2 separate regions of the Homo sapiens genome follow, and region 1 is linked to region 2. Evidence: chromatin contacts called from ENCODE Hi-C or POLR2A ChIA-PET data. All regions are on one chromosome and are shown on one strand. Each heading gives the region's core, a stretch centred on a gene start or an enhancer-like site at or near the end of the contact. The rest is flanking DNA. Distances are from core to core; before and after follow the strand shown.

Region 1 (6,801 bases), core at 1,716-4,215, 2.3 Mb after region 2:
CATGTTGATTGCCTAGATAGCGGGAATAGTTCTTGTATATTTAAAATGTATTTACTTTTAAGTAATCAAGTTCCCCCTGCTTCCCCTTCCCCTGTAATCTTCCACCATTGTGGTCAGAACATGAGACTTATTGCTCAAAGAGGGGAGTATATGGCTTGGAGCTGCCACCCAATATGAAGGAAGAATCTTTCCTTTATTGGAGAAAGAGGCCAATGAATAAAGAGGAGGTTGCCGGGGAAAGCAAAGGCCAGGTAAAAACGTTTAATCCAAATCCCTCCCTTGGAGGTGAAACCCTGGAAGGCAGTTTGAGTTAGAAATAATAGAAATGTCCAGAAATGTTGGAAGAGGGGACTTGCAGGGCACCAGGATTTGGCCTTTACTTCCTGGGCAGAAGCCTTAGAAAAGGCTTGTGTTTGGTTGCTGCTGACCAACATGTCACTGAGTGTAAGATTCTGAGAGAAAGGGCACAGCATGTCTTGCATGCTGCTGGAGTACAAGGAAAGCATGCAGTTTCCAGAGTCCCCTGTGGGTGCAGAGCAGCCCAGAAAACTGGTGGGCAGGACAAGGCCTTTCTGGATGTCCAACAGCCCTGCTTTCTCCTAATCCATGGTCCCTCTGCTCAGATCCTTTTCCCAGTGTGAATTACCTCCTTACCCCTCCCTACCCAGGGAGCTTTAAAAAATATCCATGTGAAGAATCCACTACAGACTACTCAAATCAGAAACTCTGGGTGTTGGGGCCTGGTGTCAGTGTCAGATTTTTTTTTTTTTTTTTTTTTTTTGAGGCAGAGTTTCACTCTGTTCTGCCCAGGCTGTAGTGCAGTGGCACAATCTCCTCTCACTGCAATCTCTACCTCTCAGGTTCAAGCGATTCTAGTGCCTCAGCCTCCTGAGTAGCAAGATTTACAGGCATGCACCACCACACCTGGCTAATTTTTGTATTTTTAGTAGAGACAGGGTTTCACAATGTTGGTCGGGCTGCTATTGAACTACTGGTCTAAAGTGATCCACCCGCCTTGGTCTCCCAAAGTGCTGGGATTACAGGCCCAGGCATGAGCCACCATGCCCATCCTGGTGTCAGAATTTTTTTAAAGCCTCTTATTATTTTACTGCATAGCCAGGGTTGAGAACTGCTATCCTAAGTAGAGTCTAGTTATGTTTTAGACTTAAGTTAAATATCACTTCCTCAGGGATCCCTTTCCTGATCAGCCCTAGCCTAGGTCAAGTCCCCTTGTTATATATCCTCCAAGCAAGCACCCAGTACTTATCCTGTTTGGCGCTTAACAATTGGTCCATTATTTGTTTCAAGTCTGCCTTTCCTTGTTGACTACCTGCTGTGTGAGGGGAGACACATTTCTGCCCTTTTCACTAAATTGTTGAAGTCAGTCGTGTTCAAATTGTTGAACCTGCCTTGTTAAAATTGTTGAAGTCTAGTTCAACAATGCACTAAGTAGTACACAGTTCGTGCTCAGTAAAAACATCTTGAATGAATGATCTCCTTTACTCAGCCAGGAGTGTGTGACCAAGGCTCTCATTCATGAATCTGCTAAGAGACCTTTTGCAGGTGAGACCTTAAAGTACACCACATACATACTTACAGGACTATGGCTTTAGATCAGCTCATAGTTCCCACAGTTTTTCTGTTTCATCTTCATGTATCACAGCAGTTCAGCATGTCCATCATCACCATTACAACCCTGTGTGGTGGACACTACAAGTCCCATCTTGTATTTGGAAAGAAGTTGAATAACTTGCCCAGGTCTCTCTACCCTACTGTCTGGGCCCCTTTACAAACGGTTACAAATAAGGAAAATCCCTTTCAACAAGATACATTCCCAGGGTACCTGTTTGTGCTGAGCTTTTATTATTGGCTTGACAGCAGGCTGGTGGCTGCTTGCAGGGGATCTTCTGGGGGTCTCCAGTTACAGCAGCCAGGACCCAGTGTGCGACTTCAGGCCTTCCTAAACTGTTACAGGGTGCAGGCATCATTGGGCATTATCCATATAAGGATGCCACAAATACTATACCTTTCAAAGCCACTAAATTCACTGTGCCGCGCATATCCTGGGGAGAGGCAGCTGTGTGTGGGGGAGGGCGAGGGGACCGGGAGGGTGTAAGTAGAGTCCTCCAGATGAACCCCAGTCTTAATCTGGGCTGGGCAAGAGGACCATCCCTTCACCGCTCCCATCCTACATCCTAGGTTCCAACATTTACAGGCCCCTGGGTTGGACACCGACTTAGAGAGAGCACCCTGGATTCAGGCCTGGGTGGCTTGAATTGAGCCTCAGAAGAGCCGCGTCTGGAGTGGGCTCTCGACACCCAGGGCAAGTGGGGGCGGCAGAGCCCTCTCCTCGGTCGGCACAGCAGCCTCTGCCGCGGTCCCGGCCTGCGACGCGCCCAGTCTTAGCCTCCCGGCCTCCGGCGTCTGCTGAGTGTCCGGCGGGAGAGGCGCAGGGAGCGCGCTACCGGGAGGCGCGGGCAGCGGGGACTGGTTTTCTCTCGGGCCAGGGCCTCCGGGGCAACCGTCTCCAGCGCGCATTCTTGGTGCAGGTGGAACAGCTTTCTGCTCCGGTAGGGCTTCACCTATCGCGGGAGAGGTTAATCTCGGATCTAAACCTCGCAGCCGCAGAGCGGGCTAAAACCGCTACTCCACCTCTTCCCATTTCTCCCCTCCCCACCTCAAGACAAAAAGTCCCAGGCCGGGCAGGACCTGATCACCTCTGCCTCCTCCCACTGCGCTAATCCTGCGAGCGAGAGGCCCCGCACCGAGGCGGAGGCTGGCAAAGGGGAGTGGAAAGGGAGGATGGATGGGGCCGGGGGGTGGGGTGGTGATGAGGGCGACGAAGGAGGGGGTGTCATTTTCTTTTTCTTTCTTTTTTTAAAAAAAGTATTTCTCTCGCGAGAAACCGCTGCGCGGACGATACTTGAAGAGGTGGGGAAAGGAGGGGGCTGCGGGAGCCGCGGCAGAGACTGTGGGTGCCACAAGCGGACAGGAGCCACAGCTGGGACAGCTGCGAGCGGAGCCGAGCAGTGGCTGTAGCGGCCACGACTGGGAGCAGCCGCCGCCGCCTCCTCGGGAGTCGGAGCCGCCGCTTCTCCAGTGGGTGCAGCCGGGGTCCCGACGGGGGTCGGGCGGCCACCGGGGCTGGAGCTGCGGCCACGGAGGCTTTTGCGTTTGCGCCGCGCCGAGGGCAGGGACAGGGACTGGGGTGAGGGGCTGTCCCGGAACGTCCACAGCTGGCGCTGGCCCTCCCCTGCCTGACAGCTTCCTGGCCCGGGGCTCTTGGTGCCGGGCTCCGCGTCAGATGTTCGGGGGGCGGTGGCATCGCCCGGAGTCGGCGGGGACGGCGCGGCTGGCTTCCAGCCTGGCGGAGAGGGCAGGCTGAGGAGTGGGGCGTTCAGAGCGCGCATCGCGCGCAATTCGTGCCGCTAAAAAAAATAAACCCAGAGAGCTCGCCCGGGGCTTAGGACCGCTGGGGATATGGGTACTTTGCGCCGCGCTCTTCTGGCGGGGCCCGGGAGGCCGAGGGATCGGCCGGGGCTGCTGCCGCCGGGGGCCTGGGCTTTCCAGCCAGCTGTGGACCAAACGGTCTTCCCTTACCCAAATTAACTGCGCCACGCGCAGGCGGCGCACGGGTTGGGCTTGGGAATGGGGACCGCGAGGCTTCAGCATCCCGATGCCCTGAAAGTCTCCCCGCCTCGGGGATTTGTCTCTGTGTTGCAGCTGGCAGGGGCCGCCTGAAGTGGGAGCAGCGCCTGGAGAAGGCGGGAGGAGCCCGGCCCGGGGGACGGGCGGCGGGATAGCGGGACCCCGGCGGCGCGGTGCGCTTCAGGGCGCAGCGGCGGCCGCAGACCGAGCCCCGGGCGCGGCAAGAGGCGGCGGGAGCCGGTGGCGGCTCGGCATCATGCGTCGAGGGCGTCTGCTGGAGATCGCCCTGGGATTTACCGTGCTTTTAGCGTCCTACACGAGCCATGGGGCGGACGCCAATTTGGAGGCTGGGAACGTGAAGGAAACCAGAGCCAGTCGGGCCAAGAGAAGAGGCGGTGGAGGACACGACGCGCTTAAAGGGTAAAGGAACCGGTTCCCTCCTTTGGTGTGGGTCTCCCAAGTTTCAAGATCCAGAACAACGGGCAGGATGACTCTCCCTGTGGAAGACTCCTTGGCAAGACCTCCTGGGGGCACCTTAGAGGTGCTAGGGTTGTTTAGTCCCCACCCCGTTCGTGGTTAAACTACCTTGCCCCTACTCCCAGAGATTTCTGCCCCAAAGGAGAGGACGTGGTTAAATGGAATCTTGGGCCATTGTTGAGGCAGATTTTGGGAGGCGAGAAGAGTTCCTTGGGGAAGAAGGGGAGGAGTTGCGAGTGGGATAAGAGGAGAAGCCCGTTCCTTTCCCTGCAATATCAATTCTGGTTGTTTCTAGAGGAAAGTACTTTCCTTGGGGTCATCTTGGTAGATGCTGTATTTGAAAGGGGGCAAGGAAAGGAAGGGATTCCCATGACAGTCAGAGGAGAAATCACACAGTAGTTGACTCTTCCGTAAATTATGCTTATTAAAATTACGGATTGGGTTTTCTGGGCAATGCTTCCTTTAGATGTCTACATTGGAAGCAGAACAGGGCAAGTGGTTCTGAGAACTGGTTTTTTGAGTTGTGTGGGGCTCTCCGTTTCACTGCAGCAGTAAGGCTGCTGTGGCCGGCCTTAAGGGAGTATTTTTAACTAGTGGTGTTTGTGTTGTGTACATGCAACTGACCATTTCACTGGCTTCCCATGCCGCTGTTACAGATGTTTCAGCCGGAAAAATTTTAATTAGACTTGACTAAGGGTTGTCATTTTCCTGTATTGAAGGACAGTGGGAATACATTTCCTTTAAGAGAAATTTGTCTGCAGTTGTTTAAGTTAAAGCCTCCATGGAAACAACAGGATGGACTGTCAGTGACCCCTTTTATCTTCTTGGAGGAGCCTGTTAAATAAATTCAGACAGTATATATAGGGAGATTTTGTATTAAATTCTTACCATTCTCGCTGATGCTCTTTTCCTGAGTGGTTCTGTAGCTTTATTATATAGCTCTGGGTCACCAAGTGATGGTATCCACTTGGATATGTGGCTGTTCATTTCACTTACTCTTTTTTTGTTATGAGGTGTTATAGTCATGTATATGTAGTAAAATTTGTGTTTGTATGGCCCAGATATGAGAAGAAAAAGTAAACTCACCAGACCAGTTTTTGACTCCTAGTCTGGAGTAAGGACAAGATGATTGTATGAGCCAAGCACTTAGGCTGTGATAAAATAGCACAGAAAATAGTTATGATTAATTCGGTTCCATCTTGGCCTTCGTGGAAAATAAACCCAGAATTCCGATAATGTTGGAAGGAAGTTTGCTTATCATGGTAAACCTGACCTTGATCAGACAGCAGATGTTTATTGCCCTGTGTGCAAGGCACATGGCAAGTTCAATAAGTAGACTGAGGCTCTGATTTTCATATGTTCTCAAGAGGACCTCATTTAGTCCAGTATTTTTCCTTCAAAAATACATTTCTCCTACATAATAATATCTTAATATCTATTCTGATAGGATTGCTCCTGTATATAAAGGACGTGGGGATTTAATTCTGTGGCTGAAGATCTGCAGAGAGGTGTGAGGCCTGGTCAGACATTTGTCTCATTTCTCTGGGCTGTCACCAACTAGTGTGTTCCCTTGGGAATGTGAAAAAAGAAACTAAGCTTTACTTTGTTGCTTAACAGGATGCCACACTTTTACTCACACTTGTGCTTTTTCTCTCTGGTTTTAAATTTGTTTGTGATTATAGAGAGATACCTCTCTGTGCTCCTCACAGTATTTGATCATTAACACAGACCTTATCCTATTGTAAACTATTTATAAAGCCTTCCTAAAAACAGGGTATTAATAGAATTGTAATTATGTGTGTTCCTAATTCTCATGTTAATTATAAGATTTTATAATAAGTGATATATATATATACACACACACACACACACACACATACACGGGGGTGAAAATAATAATTTAAAAATATATACAATTAAAAGTATTTCCCTGCCACCTTTCAGAGACCATTTTCTTGTGTATTTTTCTATAAATCTTTTAGGCATATGTATACATGTACAAATAAACACAAATATATATGTATACATACACATGTGTGTGTGTATCCTTTTTAATACATGGAATGTATTGTACATGCAATATTCTGAACTTTACTTACTTTTTATGTATCTTTAATGCATCCATCTATTAACTCATATGGATCTACCTCATTCATTTTCTTTCTTTTTTTTTGAGACACAGTCTTGCTCTGTTGCCCAGGCTGGAGTGTAGTGGTGCAATCTTGGCTTACTGCCTCCACCTTCCCGGCTCAAGCGATTCTCCTGCCTCAGCCTCCAGAGTAGCTGGGATTACAGGTGGGTGCCACCAAGCCCGGCTAATTTTTTGTATTTTTAGTAGAGATGGGGTTTCGCCATGTTGGCCAGGATGGTCTCAAACTCTTGGCCTCAAGCGATCCACCCACCTCTGCCTCTCCAAATTACAGGCTTGAGCCACTGCGCCCTACCCCATTTTCTTGTTGTATAGAACCTCATTATGTCACTGGAACAGTTCCCTAGTGATGGCTCTTTAGATTACATTGAGTCTTTTGCTATTACCAACTTTCTTCTGCATACCTGTGTTTACATACACGTGTTTATATGTGGTATAAATTAGTAAAAATAGAATTGCTGGATCAAAGTCTTTCCCATAGATTTTAAGCAAACCCCAATTCTTATGTTAAATTTGAATAACATTTT
Region 2 (6,166 bases), core at 1,707-4,206:
GGGGGTCCTGTAATCCCAGATACTCGAGAGGCTGAGGCAGGGGCAGGAGAATCGCTTGAACCCGGGAAGTGAATGTTGCAGTGAGCCGAGATCGTACCACTGCACTCCAGCCTGGGTAACAGAGCAAGACTCCATCTAAAAAAAAAAAAAAAAAAAAAATTAAAGGTGGAGAGAGAGTAGAAATTCTCCATGTATTGGCCCAAGAAAAGAGTCTCATCTCACATCTTCCCCTTAGAAGTAAAAAGTCTTCATGGAATTAAGAAACAGGGTAAGAAAGCAGAAACAGAAATAGGTCTTTTTCCCTTAAACTACATTCTTCTTCCCTGTCTTTTCCTCATTCCCCAAATCCTTTCCATAACTTCCTATCTCAGACACATACCAATGTGGTCACTCCTACTGTCTGCATTGTATGTTATCTCCCTAAGCACTTAAAAAATTGGCCCCATTTTTTTTTGGCTAATATCATGCTACCTTTAAATTACACACTGAATTACATGTTCATCAGATGGCTATTCAAAAGCCACTAGTGACGTACTGATACACGTGGATGCCTATCTACAGTTTCAAACTGCTATTTAAGACCAAAAATAACTTTTTAAAAAATTTTATTGAGGATCCCTTAAAAATTAGCAAAGGACAAAAACCTTAAGAAAAACAACATTATTAAGGCCACAAATGGCCAGGCGTGGTGGCTCACGCCTGTAATCCCAGCACTTTGGGAGGCCAAGGCCAAGGCAGGTGGATTACCTGAGGTCAGGAGTTCAAGACCAGCCTGGCCAACATGGCGAAACCCTGTCTCTACTAAAAATATAAAAATTAGCCGGGTATGGTGACGTGTGCCTGTAATCCCAGCTACCAGGGAGGCTGAGGCAGAAGAATCACTTGAACCCAGGAAGCAGAAGTTGCAGTGAGCCAAGATTGCACCACTGCATTCCAGCCTGGGCGACAGAGTGAGACTCCATCTCAAAAACAAAACAAAACAAGACAAGCCCACAAGTAATGATTCTGGAATGTGAAGCAGGTTCTCTCCGGATAGCATCAACTTATTAGAGCTGCCAAAAAAATATTTTTTTTAAACCTTCAGAGCACTTTCTTTTCTGTCTTTCCTTCTCTTTTAGCACTTCTATTGCATTGTAGTCATGCTTATACTTGTCTTAAGCCCAAAACGAATGACTAATTCCTTGGGAAAAGGGAATGTGTTTAATTCTATTTTCCTGTGTCTAACACATAACCTTGTTCCATAAACATCTGTTGAACAAATAATGACATTAACACGTGCTCTTTTTAAGATATAAACTCCTTGTAGCTGTGAATCGGTATACTACACAATCCGTGCAACCATCGAGCGCCTGTGGGGGCCCGGCGCGGTGGCTCATGCCTGTAATCCCAGCACTTTGGGAGGCCGAAGTGAGCGAACACTTGAGGTCAGTTCAAGACCAGCCTGCCCAACATGGTGAAATCCTGTCTCTACTAAAAATACAAAAATTAGCCGGGCGTAGTGGCATACGCCTATAATCCCAGCTACTTGGGAGGCTGAGGCAGGAGAATCGCTTGAACCCGGGAGGCAGACGCTCCAGTGAGCCAAGATCGCACCATCGCACTCCAGCCTGGGCGACAGAGCGAGACTCCGTCATTAAAAATTTAAAAATTTTAAGGCCGGGCAGGGTAGCTCACGCACGTAATCCCAACACTTTGGGACGCCAAGGCGGGCGGATCGCGAGGTCAGGAGATCGAGACCATCCTCGCTAACACGGTGAAACCCCGTCTCTACGAAAAGTACAAAAAATTAGCCAGGCAGTGGCGGGCACTTGTAGTCCCAGCTACTCGGGAAGCTGAGGCAGGAGAATGGCGTGAACCCGGAAGGCGGAGCTTGTAGTGAGCCCAGATCGCGCCACTGCACTCCAGCCTGCGCGACAGAGCGAGACTCCGTCTCAAAAAAAAACAAAAATTAAAATTTTTAAAACCTTAAGGCTCCAGCGAGCCGAGATCGAGATCGCACCATTGCACTCCAGCCTGGGCGACAGAGAGAGACTCCGTCAATAAAAATTTAAAAATTTTAAAAGTTTAAGAATTTTTATAACTGCTCATTTTCAAAGCCCACTTGAGGCAGAGACTTAGCAAATTTTACATTTTGAGAGAACTGTGCTTTTTCTTTGCCCAACACGTTGTTGTAACCCAAGAACCTCAAGCTCCCCAAAGATATTCAACAAGAGGCTCACAGGATCTCTTCAGGTATGCGACATCTGAACTGTTGTTCAGTTGAAGGCACCGGGGGAGAGAAGGAAACTGAGTAGGGAAAAAAAACTTTGTGGAAGGTAAATAATGTCTGACACTTCCATCGCACTAGGTATTTTCACACGCTTGACATCTCACCCAATCCTCAAAACAAACAAAAAACCTATGAATTATGTATCAGTACTTTTCCACCACAACGTTGAGAAAACACACGGAGGCTCAGAGGTTACAGAGATGTGCCCCCGATCAAAGAGTCAGTGTCAGAACTAACTGTGGAAACTCGGCTTCCCTGCTGTCAGTCCCAGCAGGAAAGTGAAGCTTCCAGGCAGACGAAAGGACGAACCGACACAGCAGCCCCTGAGCCCCGCCGGAGGGCTAACCCCAGAGGCCCTGAAGTCTCGCCGCCCGGCCAGGGCCTCCTGGCGCGGGGGCCTCACTCCGATGTCCCTGAGCTCCCGGGCCGGCGGGCACCTACGTGCTTGGAGGTGAGGGCTGTGATGCCGCGGACAAGGCTGCCCAGCCTCGAGGAGAAGGACGCCTTGGCGGCCGCGGGCCCACCACCGGGCTGGTTCTGCAGAAAGAGTCCCGGCAGCGCCGTCAGCGTCTTCTCCACTATGTCGCTCATCGCCGCCGCCGCCCGCGATGCCGCCGCCGCCCGCGATCCCGTAGCCGCCCGGCTTCATGCCCGGCCGCCGCTGCCGGCCCGGCCTCCGTAGGCACTTCCTGTTTTTTGAATAAGAAATCTTTATTGGCGTCCCACCTGAACAAGTTCAGCGTCGTTCTCGCGAGAGGCCACCAGAGGGCGCAAGAGACCGCGGGGGTGGAAAAGGCCGCTCGCTCGAGATTGCGCGCGTAAGTAGACCTCCTTTCTCGCGACGGGGTAGCGGTTCCGGAATCCCCCAGAACCGTGAGTCCTCCTGAGGAAGCCGTCGGGGGCCTGGCCCTGTTAGGCACTGTCTCCCAGAGTCCCCCTTTCCCACTAGCCGCCTCCGCGTAGCCCGAGACCGCGTCAGGAGTTGCGTCTTCCTGGCTGCGCCTTTTTCGGGACGTCCCCGCGCCGTCCGCCGCCTCTCACTGTCCCCGGAGCGCGCGCCACCCGCCCGCTTCCCACAGGCGGTTTCACGCGGGTCCCCGGCGCCGCGCGCGGCTCCGGCCCTGGCGACTCTTGGGACACCCGAGTAGTTGCGTGATAGCGGGGCTGTCCTGAGGATTCGGCGTGCCAGGTTGAGAGCCCGTCGCGTGCCGGGGACTCGCGGCCACTGTCGCTTCCCGTCCGCCCCTCTTCTCCTGGGATTTGGGGAGGTGGGCGGGAAAGAGAACTGGTCGGCGGCCACCCTTGCCGACTCCTCCTCAGCAGGTCGCAGTTGAAAGGTCATCCTTCTAGAGCCCACTCCCCTGGCCCGGCGGGCAAGGATAGGTCTCCAAGTCCCACCCTCTCACAGCGCTCGGTTCTGTTCCACTTTAGAACAGGTCGCAGTTGCCACTACGTAAACAGCTCCCCATAGAGAGAGTATTTTATTCATTCCGATTGCTCCGTCTTTTATCTAGAACAGAGTCTGGTACAATGGCTCTCGAAATGTGGTCTGGTGACCTCAGGGTCGCTGAGACCCTTCTAGGGAATTCACAAAGTCAAAACAACATTGATAACGTTTCTTACGTGTTATTTGCCGTTTTTACCCTCATTCTGTTGGAAATGTACAGAGTTTTCAAGCGGCTAGATGACGATTGACTAGCTGGTAAAATGTATCCTGGAGTATCCTTGTGTTTTCTAGAATTTTCTAAGGTAGTAGGTTTAGGGCATAAATACGTGCGTTTTCAGAGATTAATGCAATTTGCTCTCAGTACTCCTAGTGTGTTTCTAGGAGGTAGGTTAGGTAGGTGGTGATAGCCTCCCTTCAAGGGGAACAAACTTGCTAAATAAATAGAACAAACCAGCCCATAGTGTACAAACCACATCCGAGGCTCCTGGTTAGAAAATTTTGCAGCAAAGAGGTACGAGAGCAGAAGGGAAAATCCCCAAACTCTCACAAGCGCAGAAACCCATGATCAGTGTCGTTGGGCTGAATTATACTCATTATAATAGTAAAAAAAAAAAAAAAAAAAAAACACCACTCCTGGGTGAAGATTTAAGATACTAATAAGACATGCAGTGTATGTACTAGCATATACAACCACAGCGCACATGGCGACAGAAAACCAGAGAACGTGCTTAATAGCAGCACCCGTTCTCCCCGCTTCATGAATGATCCTGTGAGACTCCTACAAAGGGAGTTTCCCCAGTGTCAGTGCATGCTGTCTCACCTTTGAGCAGCCCGCTCTGATCAGCTGTGAGGGTGTACTTTCGCTTTGCAATAAACTCTTTTGCTTGCTTTTACTTTGGACTTCAAAATTATTTTGCACCGCGAAGTCCAGAACCTCAACCGGCCCACCAGCTACAGCTACACTTACAAGCTATCTTCGGTTATACCTGCTCTAATCTCTGTAACCTCCTTGTCACCTAATAAATGAGTTTTTTTGAAATCCTGAAGTTGTTTTAATACCTATATGGGAACATAAGAAAAAAGTTCAATTTGTTGGCTTGTCTCGCAAGAATATTTTTTAATATATTGAGAACATTTTAAAATATTTAAACTTTATCTAAAAGGGATACTCATTTATTCATTTAATTTTTTTTTTTTCAGAGTCTCGCTCTATCACCCAGACTGGAATGCAGTGGCACAATCTGGGTTCACTGCAGCCTCCTCCCCCTGGGTTCAAGCAATTCTCCTGCCTCAGCCTCCCGAGTAGCTGGGATTACAGGCGCCCGCCACCATGCCCGGCTAATTTTTGTATTTTTAGTAAACACAGAGTTTCACCATTTTGGCCAGGCTGGTCTCGAACTCCTGACCTCAGGTGATCCGCCCACCTCAGCCTCCCAAAGTGCTGGGATTACAAGCGCGAGCCACTGCGCCCAGCCAGAAAGGGATACTCTTTTAGAATTTAATTTTGTTATTTTATTATTATTTTTTGAGATGGTGTCTCGCTCTGTTGCCCAGGATGGAGTGCAGTGGTGTGATCTCGGCCCACTGCAACCTCCGCCTCCCAGGTTCAAGCAGTTCTCCTGCCTCAGCCTCCCGAGTAGCTGGGATTACAGGTGCGTGCCACCACACCCGGCTAATTTTTTGTATTTTTAGTAGAGATGTGGTTTCACCACGTTGGCCAGGATGGCCTCGGTCTCCTGACCTCATGATCTGCCCGCCTCAGCCACTCAAAGTGCTGGGATTACAGGTGTGAGCCACCACGCCCTGCCTAGAATTTAATATTTTGTCGTCCGGGCGCGGTGGTTTATGCCTATATTCTAGCACTTTGGGAGGCCAAGGCGGGCAGATTGTCTGAGCTCAGGAGTTCCAGACCAACCTGGCCAACATGGTGAAACCCCGTCTCTACTAAAAATACAAAATATTCGGACAGGCACGGTGGCTCCCACCTGTAATCACAGCACTTTGGGAGGCCAAGGTGCACAGACCACAAGGTCAGGATATCAAGACCAGCCTGGCCAACCTATGACTCTACTAAAAAAATACAGAAATTAGCCGGGCATGGTGGCGTGCGCCCGTAATCCCAGCTACTCGGGAGGCTGAGGCAGGAGAATTGCTGGGACCCGGGAGGCGGAGGTTGCAGTGAGCCGAGATTTCACCACTGCACTCCAGCGTGGGCGACAGAGCAAGACTCCACCTCAAAAAAAAAAAAATACAAAAAATTTAGCCGGGCATGGTGGCACACCTGTAGTCCCAACTACTTGGGAAGCTGAGGCAGGAGAATTGCTTGAACCTAGGAGGCGAAGGTTGCAGTGAGCCAAGATCGCACCACTGTACTCCAGCCTGGGTGACAGAGCAAGACTCTGTCTCCAAAAAAAAAAGGAATTTAATATTTTATCTTTAAATTAAATTTT

What was found. A loop is a pair of places that touch in the nucleus more often than their neighbours do. ChIA-PET counts read pairs that join two places held with the same protein, here RNA polymerase II (POLR2A). Pooled maps may share reads with other maps.
Region 1: a pooled map shows a loop between it and region 2 (5-fold over the local background). The contact joins the promoter of FBN1 here to the promoter of AP4E1 in region 2. A Hi-C loop is called at or near these places in 2 of 50 pooled maps. POLR2A ChIA-PET finds 5 or more read pairs at or near these places in 2 of 52 experiments (BJ and HCT116).

Annotation. Positions count from the first base shown.
Region 1 is chr15:48,641,873-48,648,673 of GRCh38, reverse strand. FBN1 (fibrillin 1) reads left to right here and starts at 2,965. Exons shown (of 66, transcript NM_000138.5): 1 at 2,965-3,099; 2 at 3,724-4,068. The coding sequence starts at 3,905. It overlaps FBN1-DT (FBN1 divergent transcript), which reads right to left and starts at 2,869. Exons shown (of 2, transcript NR_183872.1): 1 at 1,844-2,869. RefSeq lists enhancers at 2,801-2,890, 2,403-2,927 and silencers at 3,001-3,080, 3,121-3,300, 3,711-3,840, 3,941-3,990.
Region 2 is chr15:50,905,473-50,911,638 of GRCh38, reverse strand. AP4E1 (adaptor related protein complex 4 subunit epsilon 1) reads right to left here and starts at 2,956. Exons shown (of 21, transcript NM_007347.5): 1 at 2,711-2,956. The coding sequence starts at 2,860. RefSeq lists enhancers at 1,880-2,621, 2,668-2,837, 2,858-3,147, 2,622-3,363.